Linked DNA regions of Mus musculus: region 2 is linked to region 1. Evidence: chromatin contacts called from ENCODE Hi-C or POLR2A ChIA-PET data. All regions are on one chromosome and are shown on one strand. The core of a region is the stretch at or near the end of the contact, and the rest is flanking DNA. Distances in the headings are between cores, read along the strand shown. Region 1 holds the start of Slc26a6 (solute carrier family 26, member 6). Region 2 holds the start of Tmem89 (transmembrane protein 89).

Region 1 (3,496 bases), core at 165-2,664:
CCTACCTCTCAGGCCCTTGGCTTCCTTCCCTGAATCAATTCCTGTCCAGTCCCCTTTCCAGCTTTTCCACCAGGAGCCCAACCTTGTTGGCTGAGAGCGAGTTGACAGATAAGAACTAGCAAACCAGAGGTCTGTAAGCAATACTGCCCTCCAGTTTCAGGACAGGGTCCAGCAAGACTCCAGGGTCGAAGCTCTCACCTCCAGGGAGTTTTGACAGGCTCCCACTCGAAGTAGAGAGACTTCACCTGGGAACAGGAGCTTTTGGAAGCCAATCCAACCTGGAGGGAACTCTGCCCTGAAAGCTTTCACCAGCCAGGCAAGTTCTGACCGGGGGTGTGGGAATCTCTCATCGGGAGGCACTTCTCTGGAGAGGCACTTCTCTCGGAAGTGGGAGACTTTACCAGAGAATAGGATCTGAGGGGGTCTCTCAGAAGAAACTCTGATCTGGGGGGGGGGTGCCTCCATATGGAATGCAGCTCTCTATAAATATATTTCAGGGGAAACAAATTTGGAGTGGGCAGGGGGGAGGGGCTAGCCTGTGGGAAAGATATCACCTGTGAGTTCTGATCTAGGAGAGGCTATAACCAGGGGAGAGAATCCCACCAGAGGGGTAGGAACTCACCTGGGAAGACTCTCTAACCTGGGTATCCAATGGAGGAGGGAGCAGTGCAGACGCAAGGAAGATCTTCAGAGATTCTCTGCACCGCGGGCTCCAGGAGATCTCAGCGGCCCCTCTCCCCTCCTTCAAGATCTCTCAAGTCTTCTTAAAGGGCTCCCTCCCCTTACCAGGCGGCACGCGCCTTGGAGGGCGGAGCCTTGATGCTTGGCACCTCCCTTTGGGAGGGCACAAGGGCCGGCAGCGACAAATGTGAACAGTACCCTGCCGACTCAGGCCGCGGCTGGTCCACCGCCTGGCTAGAGCCTGTCTTGCAGCGGTTTCTCTCCCAGTCCCAACGCGCCCAGCTGGCACACCTCCCGTGCCAGGACTCCTCGGTAAGCAGCAACTTCCCTGCAGCGCCCTTATTAGCACTCCAGGGACGTTCAGTACAACCCTCAAGAGCTGGGGTCGCGCCAGAGCCCGCCCCCATCCCTCGCTGTTGATGGATAACCTCCTTCGGAAAATCGGCAAGGCGGTAAACTAAGGCTCCGCAGACGGGAAATGCCTGTCGGGGACTTGGAGGTTCCCTTCCTGAATTGACCCAGGCCGGGAGTCACAGAACTACTAGCGCTTCGCGGGCACGCGGAATTTGGGCAGCGCCCTGCAACTCACCGGACCCATCGGGAAGTCCCATGGCCCTCAGAGGGTAACTCGTGTACCGCTTTTCAAACAGCTCCCCCAGGAGGCCACTACCGGCTAGAAGGTGGCGCCAGGCCCAGAACTTGGCCGGCCGCAAGCTCCACCGCTAGGATGTGCAAGATCAGACCAATCAGAATTCTGGGGGTGGAATCCAAGTCATACTCTCTGGGCGGGGCGAGCCCGGAGAATAAAATTTTAACCCTTTCCTTCCCGTCGGCCTAGCTTCTGTCCCTGCCTGCGATTCTTGTTAACCTGCTGGGAGCTGGAGCATTCTGCTGAGACTGGAGGACTGGAACGAAGGCCCAGCGCTACGCTTGGCCAATGTTATGCCTCTGTGCCCTTAAGTGGCTGGACCTAATTGTATGCTTTGTAGAAGGTCCCCACTTTATGCAGAGGAGACATTCTTGACCGATCTGGATGCCTAGGTGTGCAACCAGGGGCCCCAGCCTCAACTGTGGGAGATCTAGGCCTGTAGGGTCTCTCAGGGACCACCAAGCTGTGAGTATCACCCTCAGATTTTTCCTTCTGAGACCTGGCACAGTGGTCCTCAAGACCAGCCCCACCCCACCTCCATTTCTTTTTTTCCAGACAAGTTTTCTCTGTTTAGCCTTGGCTGTCCTGGAACTCTCTGTAGACCAGACTTGTCTACAGAGATCCACCTGCCTCTGCCTAGTGAGTGCTGGGATTAAAGAAGAGATCAAAGGTATTTGTCACCATGGGTGGCTTCTTAAGCCCCCCCCCCCCCTTTCACTTTCACACCTGGCTGCCTAGACTGGAAATGGAGCACTCAGGATCCTTTCCAGGTCTGGAAGCTCTGGCCTGATCCAAGTGAGAAAAGACCAGTAAGGGCCAGAGTGTGGGTGGGTAAGCAGGAACTGAAGTGGGAACGCCTAGGTTTGGGGTGACTAATGGGCAGGGCCACAAATGTCAGCCTCTGGATATTAAGGAAACCCTCATATGACTGCCTAGACCAGGAAAGTGGCTTCTCTTGGCGCAGCTCCTGCGCTCCAACTTCAGGCTCCAGTCACAAGGTGAGAGGCCATATTTCAGAAAGAAATGGGAACCTGGTCCAAATCTCCCATGAAATGGGCTAAAAATAACTGGCTATTTTGGAGGGAGGAGAGCTCAGAGTCCTACAAAGGTCATCCTGGGTGAGTATTCTCAACAGCTGAGACAGAAAGAGGAACAAGTGTTTTCTATAGAAGTTTATTCCCAAAACAGAGCGCGGCTTCACGGAACAATTTACACAGACAGGAAAGAGGGCCACTGTTGGAAGGGGACCCCAGAGACGGGCATCTACAGAACCTAGGACATAGCAAGGACACTCTCCCAACCGACAGGCCTCTCAGCCCTTCAAGGGCAGGGGTCAGTCTGGGTAAAGAGAGCTGGGGACCTGGCTGGTGGGATTTGGCACAGGCAGTGAAGTGGGATTTTTTTGAATCTCAGAAACTGCCTCCCAAGAGTAAACACAGGGTAGGGGTGGGTGGCGGCTGCACAGAACCCCGGTCCTGAGCCACTTTCGGGGCAAGCTGTTAGAAGACTCAGCTGACCTTTGACCTGGGAAAAGTTGGGATTAGAAGCCTACCTCAAGATGGCCAGGTCCAGGGGCATCGCAGGTGGGTCTTTTAGGCCCCTCCCCCACTTTTTCTACCTTTCACTTGTAAACAAAGAGGGGGAAACATTCTGAACTATAAAACAAAGTGTGTAAGTTCAATGGTTGAAGCTGTAAACAATAAATAAAACCCAACCATGTTAAAAAAATAATCTTGATCTGTAAACAAAGTAACAAAAATGTAAAGTCCCCAGCACTGGACATCAGACAACTAACAAGAGAGTTTTGTGAGCAGGATCCTAACAGTTACCTGTCCCTTTATAAGGGACCAACAGAAGGTGGGGCAGCCACTGCTGCAGCCTGGTGCCAGGGAGGATCCTGTAAGCAGTGAGAGGCGGTGGCACCTACCTACATTCTGGGTCTTGGGTTCCCTTGTTTCTGCTCCCTTTGCTCACTGCCCCCCTCATCCCTCAAGGGGACAGTGTAATGAACCAATGGCACCACAGACAAGTGAAGGAGGGACAAAGGAGTTTCCCCTCCACCCACCCCCCTAGGAATGTCTGATTAGAGGCCCAAGTCCCTCCCTAAGGGAGAAAGGGAAGCCTTGATCTGTAAACATGACTTCTGCTGCTCCACCAGCACCTGCA
Region 2 (3,809 bases), core at 95-2,594, 61 kb before region 1:
GCTGCCTGCCAGTTAGACAAACTGGCTGAGAAACTTACCTTGCTTGCTCACACCACACTAATCTATAACAAGTTGCTTAGTTACAGATGTATGTGGGTTCTTGGGAATAATTTCTGGTTTTTTTTTTAACCTGTAATATGCAAAATGTTTTTTCATGTAAAGATATTGAGGAACCTACTGTTTTGTTTTGTTTTATAATCATTCACTAAAAGAAAAATAGAATGTAATCATATTATTTCTATACTGCTTAAAAGATTTTGCTGGGATATATAAGCTAGAGTAGAATTTTTTTTTTCACTGATCTCTTTTGTGGGACCAAAAAAGAAGAGCATTCCTATGCCCTGTCTCCGTTTACCCTGAACGTCAGAGCTGATCTTTGACAACAATCGGAGAAAGAGAAGCATATATTGGGTCACCCAGACTGAGGGGGGGACCCTTTTATTTGAATTTGTTGTTGGGAAGCCAGCCCCTGCAGGTGGCCCTCAATGTGGAGCAGGATGGCGTCCAGCATGTGAAGGACCCTGAGGACCAGCGTGCGGTCTGAGACAGTGGGCTGCTCTTTCCAGTGTTTGCCGGAGCTGGAGGTCACTGCTGGGAGCTGAAATATAGGACCAGTGTGAGGGTGGAGGAGGGCCAGGGACCAGCGTGAGAGTGGAGCTAGAGAGAAGGGATGTGGGGAAGTGTCAAAGAGGATGGGGGGACAGGGGAATAGGTCACTGGGTCTCCAGAGGCTAGGTGGCCCTGGGGCCCATGGTGGCTGGATGAAGAATGGGAATGGGGACAGATGGACCAGAGGACTAGTCCTAAGGAATGATAGGGATGGATTGGTTGTAGACATAGGTTCTGTGGAGATGCAAGAACAGGTCACAGGGAGGAGGACAGGATCAGACAGGAAGCCCACAGGCCCTAAGCCAGGGTGATAGGAAGAAGGTTGAGTGGGAGGCATGGCCCAGGGGGCATGAGCAGAAGCAGGAACTGCAGAGGACAGAGTGGAGCTGTGCTCACCTGACCCTTAGCAACCTTAGCTCGCCATCGGTGCACTATCACACGGCTGACAACCAGCAACATGGTGGTGGTGATTGTGACCCCAGCCACGGGGTAGATGCGATTTCCTCCCAGGCCCAACCAGTAGCCAGGGCAACCCAGACTGTTCTTGCAGCTATCCAGGCTATTTGGCTGGCAGCCCCAGATATCTGGGCTGTTTGGCTGGCAGCCCCAGGGCTGCAAGTCCAGCCCTACTTGGTACCAGAGGGGCCTAGACCAGCCTTGGCTAGGGACAGGCATCACCAACAGGAACAGCGATGGCACTAAGAGCAATGTGTACAGCATGACTGTTAACACTTCGAGGAGCCGGAACCCTGGTACCTTGGCAACGGGCAAACACCCCTCCCCCAAGAGCAGGCCCAGCTCTGAGGCAGCAGCAGGTTCCAGCTGGGCCCATGGCCTTTCAAAATACAGCTTGGCCAGATGATGGGAAGTGGGGAGATGGACTCCAACCCTCCTATCATCCTTCCCTAATCTAAGCACCCTGCTGCCTTTAGGGTCCAATGTTCTCCACTCGGCTAGCAACTGCCACGCTGGTAAAACAGAGCACAGGGAAGCTTCCGAAACCCAGCTCAGCTCCACTCTGCAAGCACTTCCAAGTGTGGCTTCCTTGAAGTTTTCTGCTGGCTGCTGTCCTTGCCTCACTCAGACCTCCCTCACCACCCTTCCTTGTGCTGAAAGAGCATGGCTTCCCTCCTAGAAAGTCACCTTTCCAAGGTTAGAGAGAGCCTCACATACTGCCGTCACCCCTCCATGACTACCTTGGTGGTAGAGTCCTTTCTCCTCTAGCATTGACCCCCACCCGATTTTCTTTAGAGCATTTCTGGCTACCTACATAATCATCTTTATTCTCAAACTATAAAAACATACCGGCTTCCTCCTAGAACCCATCCGAGGCCAGCCTGACAAGTTCTTGTTTGAGGTCTGCCTCTGGCTCCAGGTCTTCATTCAAACAATATTTACCGAGCACCCAGACCCAGTGCCAGAATGGAGCGTGACAGAACAGATGAACAAAAAGCACTGCCTTCCTCCTCTGCGTTTTGGCGGGAGCTCAGATGGCTTGTAAACACTCTGGTGCCAGACACGGGCAAAAGCCACGATAAATAGGCCCAGGCAAGGGTGCCTGGGTGATTTGGAGGTCAGGAAGCCTCTATCTACAGTTGGGAACTTGCCCGGTACCTAGCACCGCGCCTGGAGCGTACCTGATGAATAGTGAAGTTCATGAGTTCTGGGCAGGAAATGTGGGTATTGCATTCTCTGGGCATTCCCATGTGTAACCACCAGGCAACCCATGAGGCTACCCTCCCTTTTACTGCTTAGGAGCCCACTGCCCTATCCCTCCCATCACGGGGTCAGTGGCCCAAGGGACCAACTCATGTTGCTGTTTTATGCCTGAAGTCAGCCGCTTCTTGACTGACATGCTCTGCCGATCTCAGTGCTCTATGAGTAAGCAGTTCATAACCCTGACTTTTAAATCCAGCAGCAGACCATGTGAATGGCTCTGTTCTTTAGCTGGGAGCTCAGGGGTTCACGCCACATCTCTCAGAAACACCAACTTCACCCTGCCTCTTAACCGGGTTTATCCCCGAGAATGGCTCTGTCCTGATCTACAGTTTTGATTCCATTTATTTTTTCCCAGCTAGAGCTAAAGGACTGTCTGTAAAACTGAAGAGAACCTTAAGCTTATAAAATACTAACCCATCCTGGGTGCCACCGCTGCCCGACTCAGCTTGCTCTCTGCCTGTCCCTGATCTCCCCAAATCTTACACCCTAGTTCTGTCTACCTTAGGGTTTATAAGAAGGATTGGGAGTCTGTGCTGAAGACCACTCGACACCCCAGCCACACCCTGACCATGCCACAGCAGAGCCTGAAGTTGGACAGACAAATTTATTCCCAAAGCTGTATTCCCACATCAGCTCCTTTTCAGCACCCAGCCAAGGCCAGCCTGACTGCAATACCCTGCCCCAGGCCTGTAGCACTGAACTTGGGAGTCCCAGGGCATCCATCCATGAATTGTATGTGCAGGTACATGGAATGGAGTCCCAGGTGGCACCTGGAGGTGGCCCAGAGGCAGGGGGTTTCATGAGGGTGACCTGTCACAACCTCCAGAGGTAGGCAGTCTCCTGCAGCAAAGTCAGAGTTTGGTGGCCTGCGTGGGTTAGAGAGGAGGTTCCAGTCAGTTTCCGGAGGACATATCTGAACTCCCAAATAGCATATCTCCCCATTCAAACAAATTTTTCCAGGCAGGAGGGGAAGAGCGATGGGTTCAACGTGGCCAGAGCCCTGGGCACTGTCACCAACCTCCTGGAGTTGGGGTCAGGGTGGGGAAATAGATTAACAAAAACTGCTCAGTGTGGCTGCGGCAGCTTACCAAAACAGGGCTCTTAGGGACAGACTTCCGGTGGCTGAGGGCAAAGGTCACAGCGTCATGGACAGAGGCAAAGACATGCTGCTTAGTGATAGATTCATCAAAGAAGTGTCCAGCTTCAAGCTGGGCGACCACAGGACCTGTGGACAAGGAGTAGGTCCTGATGACATGCAGTACCACCAGGAGACTGGGTCCCCAGGTACCCTGAGAATTCTTTGCTACTTACTGAAACTCAGTCATTCCTGTATGTCTCCTGTGTGTGCATGTGTCCGTGTCTGTGTGTGTGTGTTGTATATGGTGTATATATGTGGTGTATGTGTGATATATATGGTATGTATGTGTGGTGTGTATGTGTGTATGTATGGTGTGTGTGTTTTATATGATGTGTATGTATGT

The links. Hi-C counts contacts between places; a loop is a spot of excess contacts on that map. ChIA-PET counts read pairs that join two places held with the same protein, here RNA polymerase II (POLR2A).
Region 2: a map of regulatory T cell shows a loop between it and region 1 (19-fold over the local background). The contact joins the promoter of Tmem89 here to the promoter of Slc26a6 in region 1. A Hi-C loop is called at or near these places in 5 of 37 maps with a recorded cell type or tissue (T-helper 1 cell, T-helper 17 cell, T-helper 2 cell and 1 more). POLR2A ChIA-PET finds 5 or more read pairs at or near these places in 3 of 5 experiments (all embryonic stem cell).

What each region holds. Positions count from the first base shown.
Region 1 is chr9:108,851,961-108,855,456 of GRCm38, reverse strand. It overlaps Slc26a6 (solute carrier family 26, member 6), which reads right to left and starts at 1,414. Exons shown (of 20, transcript NM_134420.4): 1 at 623-1,414. It overlaps Celsr3 (cadherin, EGF LAG seven-pass G-type receptor 3), which reads right to left. Exons shown (of 36, transcript NM_001359572.1): 36 at 2,488-3,496.
Region 2 is chr9:108,912,154-108,915,962 of GRCm38, reverse strand. Tmem89 (transmembrane protein 89) reads right to left here and starts at 1,344. Exons shown (of 2, transcript NM_027066.1): 1 at 1,006-1,344; 2 at 400-598. The coding sequence starts at 1,329. The coding sequence ends at 413. Slc26a6 (solute carrier family 26, member 6) reads right to left here. Exons shown (of 20, transcript NM_134420.4): 19 at 3,417-3,551; 20 at 2,914-3,194. The coding sequence ends at 3,180.